Linked DNA regions of Mus musculus: all the other regions are linked to region 1. The links are chromatin loops, found by intact Hi-C in ENCODE. Cell type or tissue: heart. All regions are shown on one strand.

What was found. A loop is a pair of places that touch in the nucleus more often than their neighbours do. Peaks named below come from ENCODE experiments on the same cell type or tissue, not always from the same donor. Only the 100,000 strongest peaks of a DNase experiment are listed, where the experiment ranks them.
Region 2: a loop joins it to region 1, with 4 times the contacts of the local background. A loop is called at or near these places in 19 of 42 quality-filtered maps.
Region 3: a loop joins it to region 1, with 2.2 times the contacts of the local background. A loop is called at or near these places in 3 of 42 quality-filtered maps.

The regions. Positions count from the first base shown.
Region 1 is chr11:89,985,223-89,993,222 of GRCm38, reverse strand. Pctp (phosphatidylcholine transfer protein) reads left to right here. Exons shown (of 6, transcript NM_008796.3): 2 at 2,035-2,152; 3 at 4,449-4,528; 4 at 5,856-6,027; 5 at 7,063-7,130. Among named protein-coding and RNA genes, the nearest start is that of Pctp, 14 kb to the left of the region's middle. In heart, a CTCF peak has its summit at 4,151 (motif pointing left); no DNase peak of the experiment used is centred here; H3K27ac peaks cover 308 bases; H3K27me3 peaks cover 405 bases.
Region 2 is chr11:90,612,518-90,620,517 of GRCm38, reverse strand. It overlaps Stxbp4 (syntaxin binding protein 4), which reads left to right. Exons shown (of 18, transcript NM_011505.2): 4 at 1,203-1,335. Among named protein-coding and RNA genes, the nearest start is that of Stxbp4, 22 kb to the left of the region's middle. In heart, a CTCF peak has its summit at 3,848 (motif pointing right); no DNase peak of the experiment used is centred here.
Region 3 is chr11:90,302,280-90,310,279 of GRCm38, reverse strand. No RefSeq gene overlaps it. Among named protein-coding and RNA genes, the nearest start is that of Mmd, 57 kb to the right of the region's middle. In heart, a CTCF peak has its summit at 3,098 (motif pointing left); a DNase peak (open chromatin) is centred at 3,079.

The sequences.
Region 1 (8,000 bases):
TATGAGGAAGCCCTCACCTTGCTCCTTTCTGTCAGTCCAGTGGAGACAAATTGAAGCTGTCTCTCCTGAGGCCTTTCATCAGAACCTCAGGACATCAATCCATGCTGAGATATACAGGTCTTCAAACTCAGCCAGATACCATTGGCTTGTGGGAGACTCCTAGCATCAAGCCATATGCTTATATTGCTGTCAGATCATCATAGATTCACTTCTAATTTCTCTCTCCCTCTCCCCCTCCCTCTTCCCCTCCATAAACTGGGATAAGGTTTGTTATGTTAATGCCATTCCAGCTGGAAGCCTCCCTTTAGAAGGATCTCCCAAGGCTTTCTTACACTTCCCTTGGGTTCTCAACATGGGCTTTAAGGTACTTCAGTGAGTAATTAGTGGTACCCGAGCCTCATCCAAGGCTGTGTTTTTTCTACTTATCTACTTGTGTGTCTGTCCTTCACTTTTGTCCAGTCATCGCTTTTGTCCCTTAGAGCTTCCTCTTCATACTAGCAGCACTTAGCTAGACCAAGCTCAGGGAATTCGGAGTTGCCGTTGAACCCAGTGATGTGTAGTGGGGCCACCTGGAGCCTAAACCCCCTGCACAGACAAGGACTTGGCTTGACAGAAGGAAGAAACTCATGTACTTGTAGTTTAGAAATTGTCTTTTTCTAAACAACAGAACCACCTGTTTCAACATGGTTTGAAACACAGCTGTTCCCTTTTTAGTCTTCTTGCTCAGTAAAATAAACAAAAACATATAACCCCTCCACATACACACTCCAAAGTAAAAACAATTGAAAAACTCTGTCTTGTAAAGGACTTCACAAGAAAACATTGGTTTCATTGTGCTCTGTGGATATGTAGGATATACCCCTTCCTCAGAACTCTGGCTGCCCATGGAGCATACCTGGTTCCTGGCAATCAGCCAGACTAGACTAGAACTCTTACCCCAATAGCTCACAGATCCCCCTTTCCAGTTTCTTCTGTGTTAGTCGAGTCCACTCCATCACCTGTCATGTCCAGCAGTGGTTGGCTGAATTCTCCTTGGTGATCTATTTCCCTCCCCTCATTCTTCCAGCAGTAATTCCTACTGAATTTACCTTCCCGGTCTTCCCACCATGGATGTTAGCTTCCCGTTTCTGCATTATTATCTGGAATAGTGTACTGGGTTTTATTTTCTTTCTTTCTTTCCTTCCATTCTTCCATCCATCCATCCACCCACCCACCCACCCATCTATCCTACATCCTGACCAAAGTTTCCCTTCCCTACTTTCCCAGTTTCTCCTGCTCCTCCCCCTTCTCCTCTGTTTCTCTTCTGAAAGAGGGGCAGGCCTCCAGTGGATTATCAACTAGGCATGAGTGCACCAAGTTTTAAAGGTCATTTCTGTACCTCTATGGTGTTGTTCTTTACCAACTCAAAAGCTTTTGCAATCTAACTAGATCTGGCCCAAACTATCCTTAGTCATATCTGGCCACATCTCTGTCCACAGTCCTCCTCTGGCTTTCCAGAGCAATGAGAATCAAAGCCCTACTCTTACCATGGTTTTCAAGGTCTTTGGTGTCTTGACTCTTCAATATCTCTAACCTCTGCTCCTACCACTCTGAGATCTAGACATTTCTCTTTAATCACATCAGTCTATCTATTACTCTTACCAGGAGTGGCTTTCTTCATTTCCCAATGGCCAGTCTTTCTGACGTTTAGAACATGATATCTTGCTAATTCTTGGGAGATGGTTCCTTATAGTGGCCTTTTCTACCTACTGTTGACACAGGTCCTCCACAAAACACTGCTTACTATGTAACTCTTCTTATATCCTACTTAAATTATCTGGCTAATGCTTATGACTATTCCCTCCACCAACACCTGCAGCTGTATATAAGACACAGGAGACCAGGAGCCCTACCTCTTCCTGTTCTGTGGTCACCAAGACCCCACAAGAGAGCAGTGTTTGGTGTGGTTGAACCCCAGGTCCAGTTGTTTTGTATGTGATGTGGAATCTCAACTCCAGCATCAACAAATTGTTCCCCCCACCTCTGTCTCCATAGCCAAGTGGACTTTATGAGTATAAGGTGTTCGGTGTCCTGGAAGGCTGCTCGCCGGCTCTCCTCGCAGATGTTTACATGGACTTAGACTACAGAAAACAATGGGACCAGTATGTGAAAGGTGAGTGATGGCTTGTGTCAATTAAGAATCCTTTGAGAGTTAATCTACTTTTGACTAATTTAGTCTTGTTATACTTGAGGCTATAGCATGGCCTTCACCACCTCCAGTACTCACCTTCACAGAGGCTTCGAGGCAGTCTTCCATCTGTCCTCACGGTTGCTTTGCCTTGCTTCCGGAGCTGTGCTTGCACACATAGCTTGATTGCCATGGACGCCTTCCCAGAAGATAGGCAGCCAAACTTCCTTTTGGAAATCGAATCAAAGATCTCCAGATGAGCAAGGGCGCATGCATGTGAGGAAGTGAGAGACTGGGAGAGGGGGTAGCTGGAGGGCCCTGGAGGTCCAGGAAGCCTCAAGACAGAGGGCGCAAAGCAGCTTGTTCAGAAGTCACTGGCAGGTGGGGTTGTGGGGTGGTGATGTCCTCTGACCCACCTCCTCTACTAGTAATCTGAGAACATCTCATGACCCATAGCAGGGACAGGATCTACAGCCTACATAGTCTATATAATGGAGAGAAACACCGAGTTGGAAACCATTAAACAGAGAACCCCCTACATCTCAGAGGGTCAGTGTCCCTGTCATCTCAGCCACTGTCGAAGAGACTTGCACAGTGAAGTGTTTAGTCAAGACTACTGCAAGTGTCAAAGGCGCACCCCCATCCGGATGTTTCTTCAGCTCTAGCCTGTGCCCCTCTGTATTGACCTAATTCTCAGGCAGGTTCCTGTTCCTTGGGAACGTGTCCTCCAGAAGATACAGACTCAGACTCTCATCATGCAAATAACTCCAGGAAAGAGAGTCACACCTTCCCGATAAAGTCAGCCAGAGTGCCGGGACTCACTCTCTGCAGCTCTTCTCAAAGCGACTGCTTGTTTTGTGAATCCTGGACATGGAATCAGGCAGCAGCTTCATGCTCTCACATACTCGTCTTCATTAGGGAACGTCAGCACATGGGCCTAGCCAAGGGAGCCGACTGACACCGTCCCACTCCCCCAGCAGCCATAAGGCAATCATGTGACACACACTTTGCCCATAGATGCCTGTGTGGGTCCTGCTTGGAAAAGAGCCATGTGAGGAGGTAGCTAGCCTGTAAAACCACCTTTGTTCATGTCAGCTAAGGTAGCTGACTTTAAAAAATGAAAAGTAAAATAAATAAATTGATGGGAGCACAAAAGAAAAGTAACTGCAGAACCTACCATCAGCTGTCCACACTGTGGTTTCTGGTACAGTGAAGCTGTTGTTAGATTTGCTAGGACAATCTGGAAGTCCTGACTGTACTGCTTTTGGGTTTTAGGACTACCCAAGAGTCTTGTGATCCATTGGGCCTAAAAAGGCCATGGTCATTCATTTATTATGGTCATATCTTGCTCCTTTTCCAAACCCTGAAATTGCTCCTTTACCTACTTAAACCTCATAGTAGAGAAGGGTAAGGCAGTGTGTGAGGGAGGGGGCAGTGTGGGGGGGGAGGGGGAGCAGCAAGAATACTAAACACACAGAGGCAACAGGCCCACTCATTCTTTCCCTTCATGACTGTCTTTAGTGTCCTATTGACATCAAGAGGCCACAAAGCTCCCTAATCAACAGTCTGTTTCTGATAGCATTCTTCTACATGCTACATGGACCCTTGACATCTCACCCACGGATGTCTTGATCCTCTCTGGATGGTTAGATGGGAGCCCACCGCACAGGCTAAGCATAGGCTGCTCTTTGGTTCTTTCACTCTGTCCTCCAAGAGCTACAGTTTGCATGTCCTGACACTAGAGCACAAACATTAAGGGAATTTGGTTCCCAAAGCTGTAGCAGGTGGTTAGAGGAAAGACACAAGAAACCCAGCGTTAGCCATAGTTCAGCCATGTTCCGGCTGTTTGAGAACACAGCTCTCTGTGGGCCTTTTGTTTCCCAGATGTCCTGAACTTATACATGCTAGGCTCTGACTTCCTCAGTGTCTGGCTAAGCGTTGGGAGGCAAACCTTGATGGTACTCCCGGTCCTCTAGTGACACCTGGTGGTTGGCCTGCTTTAATGCCGATGGTAATTTCTTATACCGGGTTCCTTACATTCTATCCCTGCCTTCTGTTGGTACCATGGACAAGTGTTGGGGGCTTATTTAGGTTTTCTGTGTTTCCATGTCCTCTAGACCACCCCTAGGCAGCAAGCTTTCAGCGACATTAAATATACTTTTGTTTTAAAAAATAGTTCTATGTCTTGTGAGTTGAGGGGTTTGTCACACACTGAGGCTGAAAAGGCTCCTTGAGGCCACTGGGTTTGGCAGGTACGTTAACCTCTTGTGTTCTGCTTCAGAACTCTACGAGAAGGAGAGTGATGAACAGATGGTGGCATACTGGGAAGTGAAGTACCCTTTCCCGCTGTCCAACAGAGATGTATCCTTTCTGTACGGCACTCTGTTCTTTGTCTCTCTTCGTGTGCTGCGTTCCCCAGCCGCCGCCCTTACACTGGGATCCACTAACGTCACGGCACTGTCTTGGGTCCTTACAGAACTGTATGCTAATCCTGGAGCTTCTTGTGTGACTTTTGGAGAGTCCAGAGTGTTCTTTCTGGGTGTGACCACTTAGGGCAGGAACCACACCCGGGGTCGCTGGAAGGCAACCTCCAGAGAAAGTGTCAAAGGTGGAAATTGATGAGTCTCAAAAATTGGGAGTCCGGGGAGAACAGGTTATGAAGAGTGTGAGTCCAGATCTTTTGATCTCACAGAAGAGCAGGTGGGTCCCATGGACGTGAGCTAACAACTAACAGGCAGACAGACTGATACGGCAGAGGAACCAGGCCTCACCACTTTGTTTCTAACCTCTCTTCAGCGTGGCCCTCTTGACTGCTGTCCTGGATACCAGGTGTATGATTTTCCTTTCCATTTTTTCGTTTATAAAGTGAAGTGGTTGACTGAAATGCAGGGAGTTTTCCCTCCCGTCTAAGCCTATTAATTGTTGTTGCTGCAGACAAATAGCTGCCCTGACAATAGTCCACCTAAGGACATTGGAGATGAGAAAGTATAATGATTTGTATGGAAGAAGAGGCCACCGTGAAGCCGATCACTTTGTACATTAATTTTAGAATGAATAGAAAGTAAAGATTGAGGCTTTTAAAGACGTCATTGTCTTTGATGGACTAGCACTGCCGACCTTGGGAATGTTTTGTGCATGCTTCCAGAGGTGGAATTGTTTTTGCTGTTCTTGGTCAACCAGTGTTAATTCAAAGAGTACATCTGCTTACTAAAATTCGAGGTGTGCGTAAGTGTTCCTACAGTTGAGTTGTGACAAGGACACCTTCCATGGGTAGAGGTCTGTGGTGACAGCTGCGGATGAGACAATATCTATGGGTTGATGCAATTTCTATCCAGTGTTTTTCTGCCCCTGGATTTCTCTAATGCCCCTAACATCCCGGCCTGTGGACCTGAGAGTGTTTGATTAGCGTCCCCATGATTACAGCTAAGTGAATAGTGCTCTCAGGATGCCTTCCTGGAGAAGGAGGAAGGTGACCCTTGTGTAACCAAGCATTCAGGGGATCTGCTCACAGCCAGGTAACAGGCACTCTCCAGTGAGAATTACCGTTGACTGTGAGGTTCAGCTCTGCAGGGAAAGTGGGCATTCTGCAGAAGGGACCAGTTGTTACGTGGAAGGTGCAGAGAGACCTTCCATTGCCACCAGTGTGGGCTGCTCTTTCGCTGGCATCATGCCTTGACTGGCTATGCAGTACGTCTACACCCGCCAGCGCCGAGACCTGGATGTGGACGGGAGGAAGATCTACGTGGTCCTGGCCCAGAGTATCTCGGCACCTCAGTTTCCCGAGAAGTCTGGGGTCATCCGAGTGAAACAGTACAAACAGAGCCTGGCGATCGAGAGTGACGGCAAGAAGGGGAGCAGAGGTAAAGCTTTCGGGGCAGGGCAGCAGCTAAGCCAGTGCCATTTGAGTAGGAGGCAGCTTAGGCAAAAGCTTATCCAGTGAATGTAACCATGGCCCGGGAACAAAGGAGACGTGAGGTGGCCATGTGGGAGTGTTTGGATCCACATCAGAGATTGGCTAGGCCTCAGTGTAGATGTTCCAGTCTGATGCGGTGCACTCTTCTGCTTGTTAACATTTATTTATTTTATTCTTACATGTTCATTAGTGTGTTTTGCCCACATGCGTTTCTTGCCTGATGTTTGTGGAGATCAGAAGACGGCATCATATCTCCTGGGACTAGAGTTACAGGTGGTTGTCAGCCACTACGTGGGTGCTGGGAATTGAACCAGGATCCTCCTTAAGAGCAATACAGGCTCTTAAAAGCTGAGGCAACTCTCCAGCCCCACCCACCACCCATTCATTCTTTGTTGTCCAAATGAAATCAGAACATTGAAACCCTTGAGTTTAGAAAGAGTTGCTTCCGGCTTACCCTGTAGCTATAGGGACCGAGCCTAGACAGGGCTAGGGGATTGGCAGGTGTGGATTGGAGGATCCAGCCCTTCACACACACAAGGCCAGAGACTTAAGAACATCGAGTTCCAGTCTCCAAGAAGGAAAACGGGGCAACCGCATCTGCCATACCGGCATGAATGTGGCCCACAAAATCCGAACCCTAAGTCTGCTGCTTGTTAGGTCTGTCTTCTCATTTTTCTGAGCTTTATTTCCTCGTGTATGCTAACCGTCAGTTCCTTGGGGCTGTTTGGATAACGATGATGTGCAAACGTCTAGCGTTCATCAGGTGTCTAAGAAAGCACAGCCAAGTGTTTCCCTGGCTGCATTTTCAACAGTACTCCTGTGTCAGTAGCCGCAAGGCAGGTCGGGGCATTTCACGTGCTCCTTCCTCTGCGCTGTCTGGGTCCCAGTCGGAAGACGGCTTTGCGGAGCTTTGTTATTGTATTTTTCTAGCCCCCGTGTCCCCCCCCCCACTCCTCCTGAATTGTCTTCTCTTCTCTTTTAGTTTTCATGTACTACTTTGATAACCCGGGTGGCCAAATTCCGTCCTGGCTCATTAACTGGGCAGCCAAGGTGAGATCCCAGGAGTTAGGCAGTGGGGAGTGTGCATTTGACAAATGTTGACTTAGCCTGTGGGTTGTCACAAGATGCATTGTCCCAGGGTAACGAGAGTCTTTTATGAAGAGCTCGGTTGAGTGACTTGGTGATTATTGGAGTGGCCAACACCCAGGATGGAGGCTGAGACATAGGACAAAGACTCTGTTAGCCAAGAATGTCAGCCCTTCCCTGCTGGTAGCCACGGACCCTCCATGATTACTCGCTGGAACTTCCAGACGTAAGGCTGCCCCTTACAGGGACTCCAGTGTTTTCAGTATCTGCTTATGAGACAGTCAGACCTTGCTTAGAGACAAGCAGACCCTCCCTGGCTCAGAGGAAACCTCTAGTTCGGTTGTCTTTGCTGTTTTTCAGTCTCTCGGGCCAAGTTACAGTGGTAGTGACTCAGATCACTATAGGCTGCCACTCCTAGGGTCCTGCATCACTGTGACAATTCAGCAGGCTTTGTGCAGGTCCTGTGGTGAACTCCAGTGGCTCATGGGAAAGTAAGAATGCCTATAGGTGTCAGAGGCAAACAGATGCAATTCTGAACCTGGGCTCTGTTACTGACTGTTTTCTGTTAGTCAGGGAAGTCCAACTTCCTTTTTTTTTTTTTTTTCAAAAACTGAAGATGAATAATGCCCCCTGCATGGAGATGAAGTCAGTGAAACAGCATTTTTGCAAAGTCATGCACAGTGCTTGACACTGTACAACATATCCCATCCCCTAACCACAAACACTATTTTTTTTAAAACAGTAAGACAAGCCCTTCCACTTCTTTAAGGAAGTATCCAGCAATCTAATTCCGACTCTTGATTTACTTTGTTCCAGTCTTTTGTTTTGTTTTAA
Region 2 (8,000 bases), 630 kb before region 1:
TCGTCCTTCAGAAGGCTAACCTGGGCCTTGTCAAACAGTAGCAGAATGGCTCCTAGCAGGCAGCATAAATGTTTTATGAATATCTGTCTTCCTCACATTTGACTTTGCTGGTATCCTGTGAACTAAAGTAATCTAATAGGCAAGTCCAAATTCAGGGAGTAAAGATAATGACTGGTGACTTTTAGAAAGACCCCTACCAAGGAGCATGTAGATAGCAACCAGAGAAACTGGTAAATATTTTGTAAACATATATTAACATATCTCTTGCAAGGTTCAACAGGGAAGGGCTCCTCTAATTCTTGACCTTTCCTGTGCCCTCAGTCTTCCTGTAGATAATCATTGTTAGTCTTTGATCTTTTTTAGTTCTCCCTTTTGCCTAAGAAAATGCATATATATGTGCATATACAGAAATATATAGAGATATGTATGTATGAATGTATGTATGATTTCACATTCCAGAATAGCCTAAAATGAAAGTGTGTGTGTGTGCGTGTGTGTGAAAACAGCTAGAACAGAGGATAATATAAATACTACATTTATTAGCATTTTATGTTTATATCTCTTAGCAGAGGTCTCAGTAAACAATGTGGATGCATGCAGCTGAGACTCATTTCTAACTTTAAGTTTTGTTTGACCAGCGTGCTCAAAACTATAGCTTGTTGGCATACATACCTGTTGTAGAATTATTCCGAGAGTTCCTTTTTGATGGCATTTCTCTCGTGTGCCAGAAATCACAGCTAAAGCAAATGCTTTGTAACAGTAAAATCCTCTCTCTAAATTAAAAGGATAATTTTTGAGATTCACATGGGAGTAAATGTATTTTGCTTTAACTACCTACAGACATGAAGCTGCTTACCTGTATGTTAACACACTTGGTTTTAGAGTCTCTACTATAACCTTCTAAACAACTAAAACCAAACAAATCTCATCACTTATCTGAATCCCTGAATTTACCAAAGCAGCATTAACCTGTCCGTACTCCTAAGACATTAGTGCTGCTGCTGTTACTGATTGTTTATAGAAGTAAAAAAGCTGATAAAAATGTCATTTCACTTCTATGATAGGCTTCAAGTATCCTTGATCGTAGACATTAAACTGTTGGGTTAACTAGGTCTGACAATTTCATTTAATAAATAGCTTATAGAAAACTCTATATACAGATCTCTAGTCTAACCTGTTAGTGCTAATATATTTTATCCTAGGGATCCTGCCTTTCGGGTGATTACAGTTACTAAGGAAACAGGTCTAGGTCTGAAGATCCTAGGCGGAATTAACAGGAATGAAGGACCGCTGGTGTATATTCACGAAGTCATTCCTGGAGGTGACTGTTACAAGGTAAACAACTCCACATGCCCCACCACACCCCCCAAAAGCCAGTAATGACAAAATCCCACCGATGCCAAGATTCGTATTTTCTTCATCAGTAAATTTTTCATATAAGTTTAACGTCCTCAATGAAAGATACAAGGGGACCTTTACCCTCAAGGATGTTTGCCCTAAAAATAAATTCTCCAAGTATGCAGATAACAAGTATGTCTAACTATATGTATAACTCTAACTAAAGGTTGCATATTGCTTAGTTATATGCTGTTGAACTCATCTGTGAAGCAGAGTCCAAAGAAGGTATATCTGCAGACATGTTGCCAATGTACCTGCTGAGTTTGGATCAAGTTGGTTACCTGACCTGGAGAAGAAGGAGGAGGAGGAAGAGAACATAGAGGAGGAGGAGAAAGAAGAGGAGGAGGAGGCGGAGGAGGGAGGAGAGGGAGAAGGAAGAGGAGGAGGGGGAGGGAAAAGAAAGCAAGCAAGCAACAAACGAAACTGTCTCATTTCCTGATCTGCACTAATTCTCACTGACTTGGAGATTCAGCATCTGCATAAGAGCAAGATCTAGAGTTAAGAGCAGACGTGCCTGGCCTCCATTCCTTCGTCTCATCCTTGGTACAGAAAGTGTATGACAGCATCCGGTTCTTTATCTGCTGGACCAAAGTTTAAACAAAACTCCATAGCGCCAATAGACTATGCTATTGGCATTATCATTTCTTTGCAGTTTTATTTATATTAGCCTAGCTATCATGATAAAGGATCTTACAAGCTTATTCTTATCATTATTCCTTGAGGGTGGTTGTTAAATAAATAGTCCCACTTTAACCCTTCTCCCACTGCAGACACCTGAAAACAATTTGTCTTTTCAGTTGGGTTTTTATTTCCTCCCTATGGAAAAAAAAAGTGAGTTTCACCAAAATCATTTTAATGACTGAGCTGTTTCAGGTTTGTTCATCTCACAAGGCTTCTGTGTCAGCTTGACACAATATAATAATCTGAGAGGAGAAAAATGCAAGTGAGAAATTGTCTCTGTAAGATCCAGCTGTAGGAAAGCTAAGGTATTTCCTTAATTACTGTTTGATATATGAAGGTCCAGCCCATTGTGGGTAGGGACACCCTTGGGCTGGTGATCCCATGTTCAGTAAAAAAGCAAGCTGAGCAAGCTGTAAGGAGCAAGCTAGTTAGAAGCGCTCCTCTGTGGCTTCAGCATCAGCTCCTGCCTCCAGGTCCCTTTTCTGTTTGAGTTCTCGCCACCACTGTCTTCAGTGATGGACATTACCCGCAAGTGTGAACGAGTAAGCCCATTCCTCCCCAAGCTACTTTTGAGTGTTTCTTCACAGCAATAGAGACACTGAACATCTCTCCAATACACTTTTTAAGTTCTAAGTTATTAATGGTTTAAGGTATACAATGATAGATATATTTTAGCTATTCAAATTAAGTTATTAGCTAAAAGACAATTTAATGTTAAAGATAAACAAATTGAAGCCCCTCCCACCAATCCTTTTGGTAAGAAGTCGGAGGTTCACTCTCATTTCAGTTTTAAAGCTTAGAGATGTGGGCTGGGAGAAGGGAAGATATGGGGCATTTAGTATAGTTTAAGCTGTTTGCTTGCCTGCTTACTTGTTTGAGACAGAGACTTTAATGTTTTAATCCTGGTGTACCTGGCACTCATTTGTCACCCACACTGGACTCCAACTCATGTCGATTCTCCTAACTCAGCCTCCAAATGTTCACTATTCAAGGCACAGGTCACCATGCCTTGCTGCTTAATATACTTGGGGTAGGGTGCAGGAATAGTTCAAGGTGCCTGAGAAATAATACAGGTCTACCTTTAAAACAAGGAACAATTAATTTATCCTTTTTATTTCCACAAATATTTAAAATTAGACTAATAAATTGAAAGCAGTAATTTTAAATGGCTTTATCTGCAGTAAACCATAGCAAATTAAGAAACTATGTTCATGATATATATGCCTTTTCTTTTTTTAAAAAAATTTTTATTAGATATTTTCTTCATTTACATTTCAAATGCTATCCCAAAAGTCTTCTATACCCTTCCCCCACCCTTCTCCCCTACCCACCCACTCCCACTTCCTGGCCCTGCCGTTCCCCTGTACTGAGGCATATAAAGTTTGCTAGACCAAGGGGCCTCTCTTCCCAGTGATGGCCGACTAGGCCATCTTCTGCTACATATGCAGCTAGAGACACAAGCTCTGGGGGTACTGGTTAGTTCATATTGTTGTTCCACCTATAGGGTAGCAGACCCCTTCAGCTCCTTGGTTACTTTCTCTAGCTCCTCCATTGGGGGCCCTGTGTTCCATCCAATAGCTGACTGTGAGCATCCACTTCTGTATTTGCCAGGCACTGGCATAGCCTCACAGGAGACAGCTGTATCAGGGTCCTTTCAGCAAAATCTTGCTGGCATATGCAATAGTGTCTGCATTTGGTGGCTGATATATACCTTTTCTTGTTAGTTGAGGTGTGCAAAATCCATTCTGATGGATTGTTTTCTTCATTCACCACTAGAGAGCAGTGTGGAGTTATTAATGTTCAGGTCATGTGCAAAAGAAAACCAATTAGACAAAAAGTGTACAAGAATAAATAATCCTTGGCTCCTTATGTTTATTTTAATATTCCTTAAGATGGAATGCTGTGAGTAAACACAGAACAGATGCAATGTTACTGCAACTGGTTTTGATACTAATATGCTACTAGGGACCTTGATTCTGTTTTAAGCTTTCAACCACACTTGGGAGTCAACCACACACAAGATAGATAGATAGATAGATAGATGATAGATAGATAGATAGATAGATAGATAGATAGATAGATAGACAGACACAAGATAGATAGATAGATAGAGAGAGAGAGAGAGAGAGAGAGAGAGAGAGAGAGAGAGATAGATAAGTTGCCCAGGCTGGCAGATGGATCAATTGTTAGTTATTTTCAGAATTTTATGTGTCCTTTAACTTGACTATAATTTATTAAAACTCCTCTCTCTCTCTCTCTGTCTGTGTGTGTGTGTGTGTGTGTGTGTGTGTGTGTGTTTGTACTTGATTTTCTATGTCTTGACTAAATGTGTGTAGTACCTATGGATGCCCGAAGAGGACGACAGGTGTTCTGTAGCAGAATTCTTGTTAGCTCTTGTAGCTATACACTGAGAACAGCCCCACAGGTCCTGAGTAAGGAGAGGCGAGGATCTGAAAGCCCTTTCTCCCGCATGAGCTGGTCTCTGGCAGTCTAGAGCCCTCCGAGGCCGCCTTAAGCCTCTTGCTAACCTCAGCACTCCCTTGATCAGCTCTAACTTCCTGGTACAAATCTCCACTTAGTTCTCCTAGAGGGGTCCTAGGTGCAGCACTTCTGAGGCACAATCTGTGATGCTTAACCTCGCACCTTCCTCTCCTTTCTTCCCAAACAACGGCCTCTTTTCAATGGCTGTTCAGAGTCATGTCCTTCCTCCCATATCATTAAGATGTACCAGTTATCTTAGTATATACTGCTGACCTTTTTACTCTCTGTCTCTTAAACCCATTAATCAGTCAGGCAGCGCGCGCATGCACAAGCTTGTGTGTGTGTGTGTGTGTGTGTGTGTGTCTGTCTGTCTGTCTGTCTGTCTGATATAAGCACATGTGTGTATATTTGCTGGTACAATTACATGTATGTGTACACGAAAATGATGGAGGCCAAGGTTAATGTCAACCATCTTTATTTGTCACTCTCTACCTTAATTTTTGAGACAAAGTCTCTTACTGCTCTTAGATCTGGCTAATTAAGCTAGTCTGGCTAGAGCCCATTGCCTATCTCTGCCTTCCCAGCACTGGAATTGCATACACTTTATTATGTGTGTGATGGGGGTCTGTACTAGGGTTCTCCTGCTTGCAGAAAGGTGGGGTTTTTTTTTTTGGCTGAGCCATCTCTCTAGGCTCTGTCTTTAGGTTGTCATTGGCTTTTGTTGCAACTCTCAGTAGCTTTATCTACTCTTAATGCACCTTGCCTATTTCCTCTCCCACAAAGCTACCTTAGTATTATTAGTAACCTGTACGCCCCTGTGTAGACTGCTTCTGCCTTCAGCTCTTCTTTTCTCTAGCTCTACCCTTACAAGCTTGTCTTCCCTCTTTCTGAAAGAGCCATTCCTTCCTTATCTCGGTCTAGGTATATTGTTTCAGGACCAGTGCCTCCTTCTCATTCTACTGTTCCAGATATCAGTTTATAAAGCAGTTGGCAAAGGACTTGTTTCCTGTCCTCCGGTGCAAGTGCAGATAAGGCCAGGTTTTGTTTTTCCTGTATGTGTGGCTAGTTCTTGTTCCAGTGCTTCCTATCAGCTGACTCGGTGTCTAATGGTGCATCTGTGTCCCTGATCGCTTTAGCTCAGTCTAACCATTGCTCATTGTACCTCTTGATGGCAAAGACTCCATCCGATTTCTTCATCATCGTCATTCCCTTAGTGGGAGTCACTCAGATACTATTAATGAATGGCTTTGCCACAGTCATTCTGTCACAGTTCTCTCCACTATCCACTGCCACCAGCTTCCTTCCAGACCAAGGTTCATCTCCTTAGCCCTGTGTATCAGAGCATTGATAACATTTTAAATTGTTTGAATGATTGTTTTTCTCTCATTGCTAGTAACATAAAGAAGAACGCTTCTGTGTTGATTTGAAGGAACTTTGTGTATTGCATATAGTTGATCCTTAAGACATGTTCAAAATACATAGAAAAGCTCTCTATAGAACATGCACATGTAGCTATGTACTCTGCCTGTTTGCCTGGAAGAGTATATTTCCTCTCCTGCCTCTGAAATTGCAATGGCCCTCTGAGCCACTGCCATAGTATCCTCGGCAGCATTCTTCCTCGCCACATAAAGACATAATCTCATACAGCTATTTGTCATTTTACGTTTGATCGATTGAACAATTTATGTCAAGCTTGTAAGTAAAGACAAAGGTGCCACTGACATAAGTGCCCACGTTAGTAATGGTCACAAACTGGGGAGGGCCATATTTCACTTTCCGATTGTAGCTCCTTGGAGCATATGCTAAACACATTGCTGAACTAGGGTTAAAGCATTTGGATGCATGGGAGGGCAAAGCTTCTGGTAGACAGAGCCCAGTCCCATTGGTGCACACTGAGGGAGCAGTAGCCAAGACAGTTCACGTTGCAATGTCACGCTCTTCTTTGATGTCATTATTGTTTCCATTATGGTATAGCGTGATGATTTCCCAGAGCTCTGTCCTGGACCGCATTCATTTATTAGTGAGCTGTTATATTTTTTGCAGTGTGCAGGGGAAACAACCATGATGCCCTGATCTAGCCAACCATAGGAGTGAGCGAATAGTCTGAGAGTTAGCTGTATTAGTATCAAGATGTCTGGTTTCGAAGAGGGTAGAATTGGGTGTGAGTAAGGGGACAGTAGAAAGTCAGTGCTCTAATACAGGGAAATAACGTATATTTGTTCAGCAAAGATAGCATTTGAGCCTGGCGGTGGGGGTGTGACGGTTATTCTTGTAGAGAAATAGGGTAGATGCTAGCATTGTTGAGTGGCCATGTATAAAATCCTGGAAACATTAGCTGGTTTGGGGACCGTCCTCTGAAAAGCTTGAGGAACTTGTATGCTATAATGGAAGGTAGAATGAAGCTAGAAAAGGGGGGTTGCAGTTAGCTTCGAACAGGCTCGGAAAGCTAAGGCATATACCAAGCATTCCCAGGAGTTGGCTCCATCCAAAATTCTCTAATTCAAGAGCAGAAATTAAACTTTTCTTGTAAGTAGCCTATGGTAAAGGTAAGACTGTTTCACCTTACCACATTCACCACCCTAAATGTGCTTGGCATGTGTTCTCTGATTCTTACAATAAGCTTGTGCTATAAATACCATTACCAACTTTTTCGCTAAGATAATGAATAGAGTCTTATAGTCATTAAGCAATTTTATTATGTCCATACTAATATCAAGAGTTAAAAGAAGCCTACATCTAATTTGTAGATTGGGAAATGACTCCAAATACTCTCAGAAATACTTCCTTTCTAAATTATGAGTTAGTTCCGTCAGGATCAGACTCAATAGATGTTTTCTGATAATACAATAATGCTATTTAAAACTTTATAATATAGTCATAATTGCAATGAACAGCAATGGCAGTTTACAACAGGGGAACTTAAGTGACCAGGAACACATTATTATTTCAACATGTACATCACTGTCAAATGCGAGAGTTCAGACTGAAGTGTAGCATGTGGACATGCTTGGTATTTTACTTGCCATGTGGTACAGCTGCTCTAAAACCTGTGAGGGAGAGGCCACAGCATTCCCTCAAGTCATATCTGCACACCGAGTACATATTAATCCATCTGGGCACAAGTCAAACTTAGAATGCATGACTTTTACCAAGAAAAAAAAAGGCTTTGTTTTCATTCTCATGCTCTGACTTTTAAATGCACTTAGAAATTCATAAGGAGCCGGGCGTGGTGGCGCATGCCTTTAATCCCAGCACTCGGGAGGCAGAGGCAGGCGGATTTCTGAGTTCGAGGCCAGCCTGGTCTACAAAATGAGTTACAGGACAGCCAGGGCTATACAGAAAAACCCTGTCTCGAAAAACTGGAAAAAAAAAATGTGTATGATCAGCTAATATCTTATTCTAAGAGGCAAAGAAAAACACGAACCAGTATAAGTGCATGT
Region 3 (8,000 bases), 320 kb before region 1:
CATTATGCAGGTATAAGGAGACAGGTTATGACGGTGATTTGAAACATTCAATGTCTGTATACTTTTCTTTTATCCAGTCTCTGATAGACATAGCTATCACTAAGTAAGCATTTATTGAACATAACTAAATAAACTGGAATCTCTAATTTGAGATATTGGGATGACAATGCACAGCGGTGTTAGTGTACCAAAAGCCTTCCTGCGTTCATGTTAGTGGATGCCTTTTGGCTAAGCCTGGGAAACGCTCTAGGATTTTTGGAGTGGGATTAAATAGGGGTGATTTGCCAAGTGGGCGAAGAAGTTTAGAATCTACAGAGTACCAAGTCTAAGAGGTTAGAAGTCTGGTGTGAGTTTGACTCTCACTTTACTGCACATGCATGCAAGTGTGTGTGTGTGTGTGTGTGTGTGTGTGTGCATGCTACTATTTGAGGCATGCATGCATGCATATGCATGTGCATGTATGTATGTATGTGTGGGCATGTGTAGGCTTAGACTTGAAACCCACTTTTAATAATGGTTCTCAAATGCTTTGACCTCCCCTTCTACTGTCCAAAGGTAGAAGAGAAAAGATGGTAAATAGGATAAGGGGATATGGACCTGCTTAGAAGTCTTTTCTTGGGGGTGATTCAAATCTCTGTTTGTCAGGATACCAGCAGTCCAGTTCAATAATGTCGGGACTGCAAACAGGAATCAACAGCGGGGGCATGATCGAGCAGAAACAGCCAGGCCTTCTCCGAAATGGCACAAGTTGGCGGGAATGAACAGGAGCAGCCGCGGAGCCAGGAGACGTTTTCTGCTGTGCCTCTCTCAACAAAGTGAAGATCAGTGAAGACGAAAATTTAAGGCCAACGAAGTGTTGCAAAGCTAGCTATGTAAGCGCGGCATCACTGTCCATTGAGTCCTATTTATACTCTCTCCAAACATCACATGTCCACCCTGGGTCTTGTCTCAGCAAAAACACCACTGAGTCTATCTTAGCAAAACACCATGTGAGTCTGGGCCACCTGACAGATTCAGAAACTTCCACTTCAGGGATGTGTATATCTTAGCAATGCATCCAACACACAAACCATCATTTACTGTTAGCTTATCAACGATGCTCCCGTCCTTCATTCCTTTCTCCCTTTGGCCTAACTCGGCATAGGCAGCGGCTAGACACTTGTCATCCACCCCTCCTCATTCTCACAGAAGCTAGAATACCCTTGCAGAATGAGTCGCTGTCCTGGCTGGTTTTGTGTGTCAACTTAACACAAGCTGGAGTTATCACAAAGGAAGGAGCCTCCCTTGAGGAAATACCTCCAAGAGATCCAGCTATCGGACCTTTTCTCAATTAGTGATCAAGGGGGCAGGATCCAGCCCATTGTGGGTGGCGCCATCCCTGGGCTGGTAGTCCTGGGTTCTATACGAAGGCAAGCTGAGCAAGCCAGGGGAAGCAAGCCAGTAAGCAGCACCCTTCATGGCCTCTGCATCAGCTCCTGGCTCCAAGTTCCTGCCCTGTGTGAGTTCCAGTTCTGACTTCCTTTGGAGATGAACAGCAATGTGGAAGTGTAAGCGGAATAAACCTTTTTCTCCCCAACTTGCTTCTTGGTCATGATGTTTTGTGCAGGAATACAAACCCTGTCTAAGACAGTTGCCTTCCAGGCACATGCTAGCTAGTGATCTCACATATAGAGCAGGGTCAGCCAAGCTGGACCTTAGAGAGTGAGAGGCAGATGTGATTAGAATCAATGATAAGAGGTGAGATTAATGCCACAGATCAGATTCAAGTTCCAAGGTCACTCTAGCACCAGAAATGAACAGAACCTAAAGAAAGGGAGGGATAAAAAGAGCATAGGAAGGGGCCATGACTGATCAATGGCACTTGTGACATCGGGGTGCAGGTACTCCGGCACAAGCTGCTCCATTTTCCTTCCCCACAGCCATCCTTTCCTTGGGTCCTCAGCATCCATATGACCTTTGGGTCACTGTATTGTTTTTAAAACTGTGTCACATGGAGATGCGGCCAATAATTTTTTTTCTAACATTTGATTCCGTTTTTTTCAAAGCCACCATGTTCTAGCATGTTAGAAGGCAACAGGAGGCATGGTGGGTGGAGAGTCAGGTTTCCTGCTACAGTTTCAGCTAGAATGAAAGCTTCATTTCCAATTCTCTTAACGGTCACAGGTTTCTACAGTTCAGATGCACTGTGAGTCTCTGCTTTGGAAGATGGCCTAGTCGGCCATCATTGGGAAGAGAGGCCCCTTGGTCTTGCAAACTTTATATGCACCAATACAGGGGAACACCAAGGCCAAGAAGTGGGAGTGGGTGGGTAGGGGAGCAGGGCTGGGGGAGGGTATAAGGGACTTTCAGGATAGCACTTGAAATGTAAATGAAGAAAATATCTAATAAAAAGATTGAAAAAAAAGAACACTGATGTATTTTCAAATTAAAAAAAAAGAAGAAGAAGAAAAAGAAAAAGAGTGTCTGCTTTGACAGTGTTTGTACCAGACTATAGCAACCTTTCTAGGGGCAGCCCTCAGCTCAGGGCAGCCTTCTGTCCTGTCCCCGGCTCTAAGTAAGCCATTTCAAACATCTCCTTCATTAAGTTTACCTCTCTCTGCCCAAGCATATCTTGCTGTCCTTCTTTAATCATCTTTTGGCCACAGGTCAAAGCCTTCCTTCTCAGGGTCCACTTCAGGCAGAAGGAAAGAAACAGGCTAAGGTGTTAGGCTGTTAAGCATCTTGGCAGTGCGCGGACTGCCCTTTGACGAGTGAACAGCGACATAGTAGATCCTATTCCTCCTTAAGGGAATCGTTGGCTTTCTCTGGCTCACGAAACTTTGTATTTGAGAAAAGCACCTCACAAACTGAGATGTGGTCCTTCACATGCTCGCTCACATTCTAGCTTGGGAGCATTGCCCAGTGATGTTGGGAAGGGTCATGATCTCCTATTTTTCTGAGTGTAAAATTGGAAGGCAATCATTAGAAAGTGACGTCACTGTTCACCTTCTGTTGTCCCGACTTCCCTCTGATTATTAAGCTAGTCATTTCATGGCTGGGATGGCTTGGAAACCCTGTGCCCTTTAACATTACACATGGGGCTGGGTGCCCCCTTGTGGTCATCTGTAGCCATGCAGATGTTTTCAAGATGACCACGATAGTAGTGCCTAATTCCGGAGGTCTGAGCTTGCCATTTTCCATAGTTTAGCTCATCCATTCTCACCCAATCCAATAACAGGTGAGCTAGCTGCTATTAGGTTATATAACTCGTCAAGCAGCATAGATAGTGAGCAGCAGAAGAGGCGCCCCAGTCCAGGCAGGTTAGGCTGGGGTTCATGCCTGTGACTCACCGATCATCTACTATGGTATAGGATGAATTTAGAGGCACTATCTTTGGAATTATGGCACATAAAGGTTTCTTGTCCTCTAAGGAAAACAACGACTGAGTTAGACATAATTATTTATGTATCCAGAAAGTGTTCAACCAGTGGTTCCCAACCTGTGGGTTGCTACCCACTTGGGGTTATATATCAGATATCTACATTATTACATTCATTACATTACATTCATAACAGCAGTCAAATTACAGTTATGAAGTGGCAATGGAATAATTTTATGGTCGAGGTCACCACAACATGAGGAATTGACTGTATTAAAGGGTCACAGCATTGGGAAGGCTGAGAACCACTGCCATACATTAGACGCAGAAGGTAGGACATTTACTCTAGACAATAGATGGCATCTCAATAATAAGGACATTTGAATCATGATATTCTGTATTACAAAGCAGATGAGGTGCAGCCTCTCCCCAGTCTGAAGCTATGGACTCACCTCTGGGGGGGCAGATCCCATTTCTCACCAAATCTAAAGCCTCCGTCTGCAGGAATCCTAGTCTATACAGGCAGGACAGGGACTTCCAACAACAGAAAAGGCTCATGAGCTGTGTGACCCTGAGATCACTGTTAAGCCTTACTCACTAGGAGCAACCAGTGCAGGGTGTGAGACAGGTGTCAGCTGTTCCTTTTTGCCTCCACACATTCAGCAACGTGGAGTGCACACTTGATGGCACAAAGGGCTTAACCACAACATCTGATCACAAGTGGCCTGGACAACTGTTCTGAGTCAAGAATAATACGAGAAAGCTAGACTGAGAAACCACGGCCACCCCTCACAGCTTGGAAAACCATGTGCATGTGTGTGGAGAGCCATGCCGTGAGCAATTGCCATTATAGTAAACAAGCCTTATGTGCAAGTGCAAGAGTGAACTCACGCCTAGTCACTGCCCATCTCGCGGCATAGTAATGGGGTGATGGGGGAGCAACGAATCAGGAGCTGTCACGCCACATCAGGTGCTGAAACGTCAGGCTGCGGGCTATATAAGCAGCGCCATTTTCCCGGTTCGGGGTCTTCCCTCCTGATAAGTAAGCAACAAAAGCTTTGCCGCAGAAGATTCTGGTTGTCCTGAGTGTGTTCTTGCCGGCGGGGACAAAAGCTCGGGTTACATGTGTGAGACTGCACACTGATAGGGGGAATCAGAGGGAGCCACCAAACAATGATTTCTTGGTTGTATATGGCAGAAAAGTAGTAGGGCTCTCTGAATTATGATAATAGCCTTCATATTATATGGCCTAGGATTATCAAACATAAGGCCTTTGGCTAGTTAGATTGGTTAAAAGTCAAAATTAAGGAGAAAAAAATCCAAGTGGCAGCTTCAAAGACTTTCCACTGCTAAAATAGGCCGCAGAAGCACTTCAGCCTAGCTGCTAAACAAACCAACGACCAAGGAAACAACCACTCCTGGGAGACCAGGGCCCAGAGTTGCTACAGTGGGTTATCAGATTTGTCCTGCTCACAAGAAAGGATTGTGAGACATTCACAGAACAGAAACGTGACCTGTATGTACAAAAACAAACAAACAAAGAAACAAACAAACAAAAGCAACGAAAAGCAGGTGCCCAGAACTGGCTCAGGGAGGGCCAAGATGGTGCACTTAAGAGACAAAAATTTCACAGTAGCTGCTTTGATGTTCAAGACCTGAAGGAAAACTTGCTCACGGAAGAGGGGGAAGTGTGATGAACATCGCAGCGGCAACATAATGTCAGTAAAGAGACAGAGCATTTCCCAAAGAAACAAGGAGAAAACTCTGTAACTGAAAACTCTAAGAACCCAACCATGAGTCCTTCTGGAGAGAGGCTCCATAGCAGAAGAGAGCTGGTAGGAGAAAGAATTAGTGAGTTAATAGACTGATTGATAGAGAGTAATTATGCAGTGAGGTAGAAAGAAAATAAAGTCACCAGATCCCCCGGTGGCAGGTAGGGCAATTAAATACACCAATGGGAGCAACAGAAGTTATGGAGAGAAAGAGACAGGGAGACACTGAAAGAAAGAATAGATAAAATGCTCAACATTTGATACAAGCATTAATCTATACATGCCAGATATCAGTGAACGCTAAGACATGGAAATGCATGAAGACCCACACTCAGACACACCCTGTTCAAATCTCAAAGAAATGAAGGAGAACTCTGAACCAAGAAGGGAAAAACACTAAAGGTAAAATTCTCAGGGGAAGTAATGGAGGTTAGAATTCGGGAAGAAAACACACTCAACACATTCAGAGTGTTACAGAAAATTACAAAGTATTACAAATAAATTACCAAGAATACAAAAAGATACAATTATTTTGGAAAACCCACCTTGGAAGATGCTCAAAAAGCTAAACACAGTATATTACCACATGACTCAGTAACTCTACTCCTAGGAAAACTCAAATTTAAGTTTACAGAAAAGTGAACATCCTGATGTTTACAGCATCATGGTTTATGTAGCTAAGAAGCAGAGATGCTGCAAATGTCCATTGCTGGATGAATGAATAAACAACATACACATGGAGTAGTATTTGGTAATGAAAAGGAATGGAGTACGGTCATGTTTGGATGTGTTGTAAGAACTGCATCCTGGGTGATTTCATCGCTACATAAGCATCATAGAATGTGCTTATACAGATGAAGCTGTTGTCGTGGCCTCTTTCTGTAGTCAAGAGATTCAGCAATCATGAGATGTATAGGGCTTATGTTGGTATATCACGGCATACTCCTTTACACCAAACATTAAAAGTAAATAAAACTCACAGGAGTACACTCTAGAATCCCGACAAAAGCATAGCCCAAGTTCATAATTAGGAGCATGGTCACTTATTATCAACCAAATATTATTGTATGGTTGTTAACTGCATGGGCTGTATTTGCATATACTTGATAGCACAGTGGCTCTGAGCTCATCGGTATTATCACAGACACACCGGCAACATGACGTACCACTACAACTACACCACTAGTTAGAAGGAATTGTTCAATCCCAGTGTTATCTTCTGGGACTACTGATTTACATGAAGTCTCTTGTCTGAAACGTCCTTATACACGATTCAGTTATACCAAAGACACATGATACAACATGGATGGAAGAAACTAAAAACAAACAAAACCAATTATTCTGGGTGGTGGGATGGCTCAATGGGTACAGGCTCCTGTTGACTATCCTGAAGACCTAGTTCGATCCCCAGAACCCACTTGGTTGAAGAAGAGAACCAACTCTGGCAAGCTGTCTGTCTTAGTCAGGCTTTCTATTCCTGGACAAAACATCATGACCAAGAAGCAAGTTGGGGAGGAAAGGGTTTATTCAGCTTACACTTCCATACTGCTGTTCATCACCAAGGGAAGTCAGGACTGGAACTCTCAAGCAGGTCAGAAAGCAGGAGCTGATGCAGAGGCCATGGAGGGATGTTCTTTACTAGCTTGCTTCTCCTGGCTTGCACAGCCTGCTCTCTTATAGAAACCAAGACTACCAGCCCAGAGATGGTCCCACCCACAAGGGGTCCTCGCTCTTGATCACTAATTGAGAAAATGCCTTACAGCTGGATCTCATGGCTGCATTTCCCCAACTGAAGCTCCTTTCTCTGTGATAACTCCAGCCTGTGTCAAGTTGACACAAAACTAGCCAGTACACTGTCCTCTGACCTTGGCGGTGCTCCTTGGCATGTGTGCCCCACCCCTTGTCACACACACACACACACACACACACACACACACACACACACAAAATATAAAAAGATGTTAAATGAAAGGAATCCATTCATAAGATGTTACAAAGTGCACAAATTTATTACAGAAAATGTTCAGAATAGGTAACTCTATAGAGACTGGAAAAAGGTTAGTGGTTGCCTAGGGGAAAGTGGTATAGGCTGGAGCAATGGTTGCTAAAGGACATGGGATTTGTTTTGGGGGAAACAAATGCCTTGGAGTTACATTGTGGTGGAGGAGTTGTGTGGCGCTTGAGTCCTATCTCTATGAAGCTAAATTTTTAGGATGAATTAGACAGGCTTTTGGCCCTTGGGAAGTTTCCAAGAACAGCATGCCTTCAGCAGTCTTTGTGAATTAGACTAGAAATCAAGGCAGAAACCAGCATGATTTCTCCAGGGGAAGTATTAAGCATTAGGAATTCCAAGCTCCCGATAAACTCTCAGAGCACAGTCCTCTCTTAATTGAGAGTGGATTGTACATTGAATTGAAAAACATCCTTAGGGTTGGCACTGAGACCAGTTCAGAGAAAGAGGCTTTGGGGCAACGAGGACACTGTTCAATTTGTGAGGGAAGTTAGAAAGAGACAATAGAAGCAGAGGCAAGACAGAGGCTGGTCTCGCTAGAGCCTGAACAGATCAGCATAGAATATGGATAACTTCATAGGACTCAGACCAAAGACAAGTGGGTAACTCAACTCACTGATTGAAGGCGTCTTTGGAGTTGAGCAATTGCTGGTAAGATGGGTCTAAAAATGAGAACTACAAAATCATGGCTTGGAAAGGAGTACAGATCTGTGAGGAGGGAACACCCAGTGTGTGTGTGTGTGTGTGTGTGTGTGTGTGTGTGTGGTGTGTCTGTATCTGTGTTTGTCTGCTTGTATGTCTGTGTCTGTATGTGTCTGTGTGTCTGTGTCTCTCCTGTGTGTGTGTGTGTGTGTGTGTG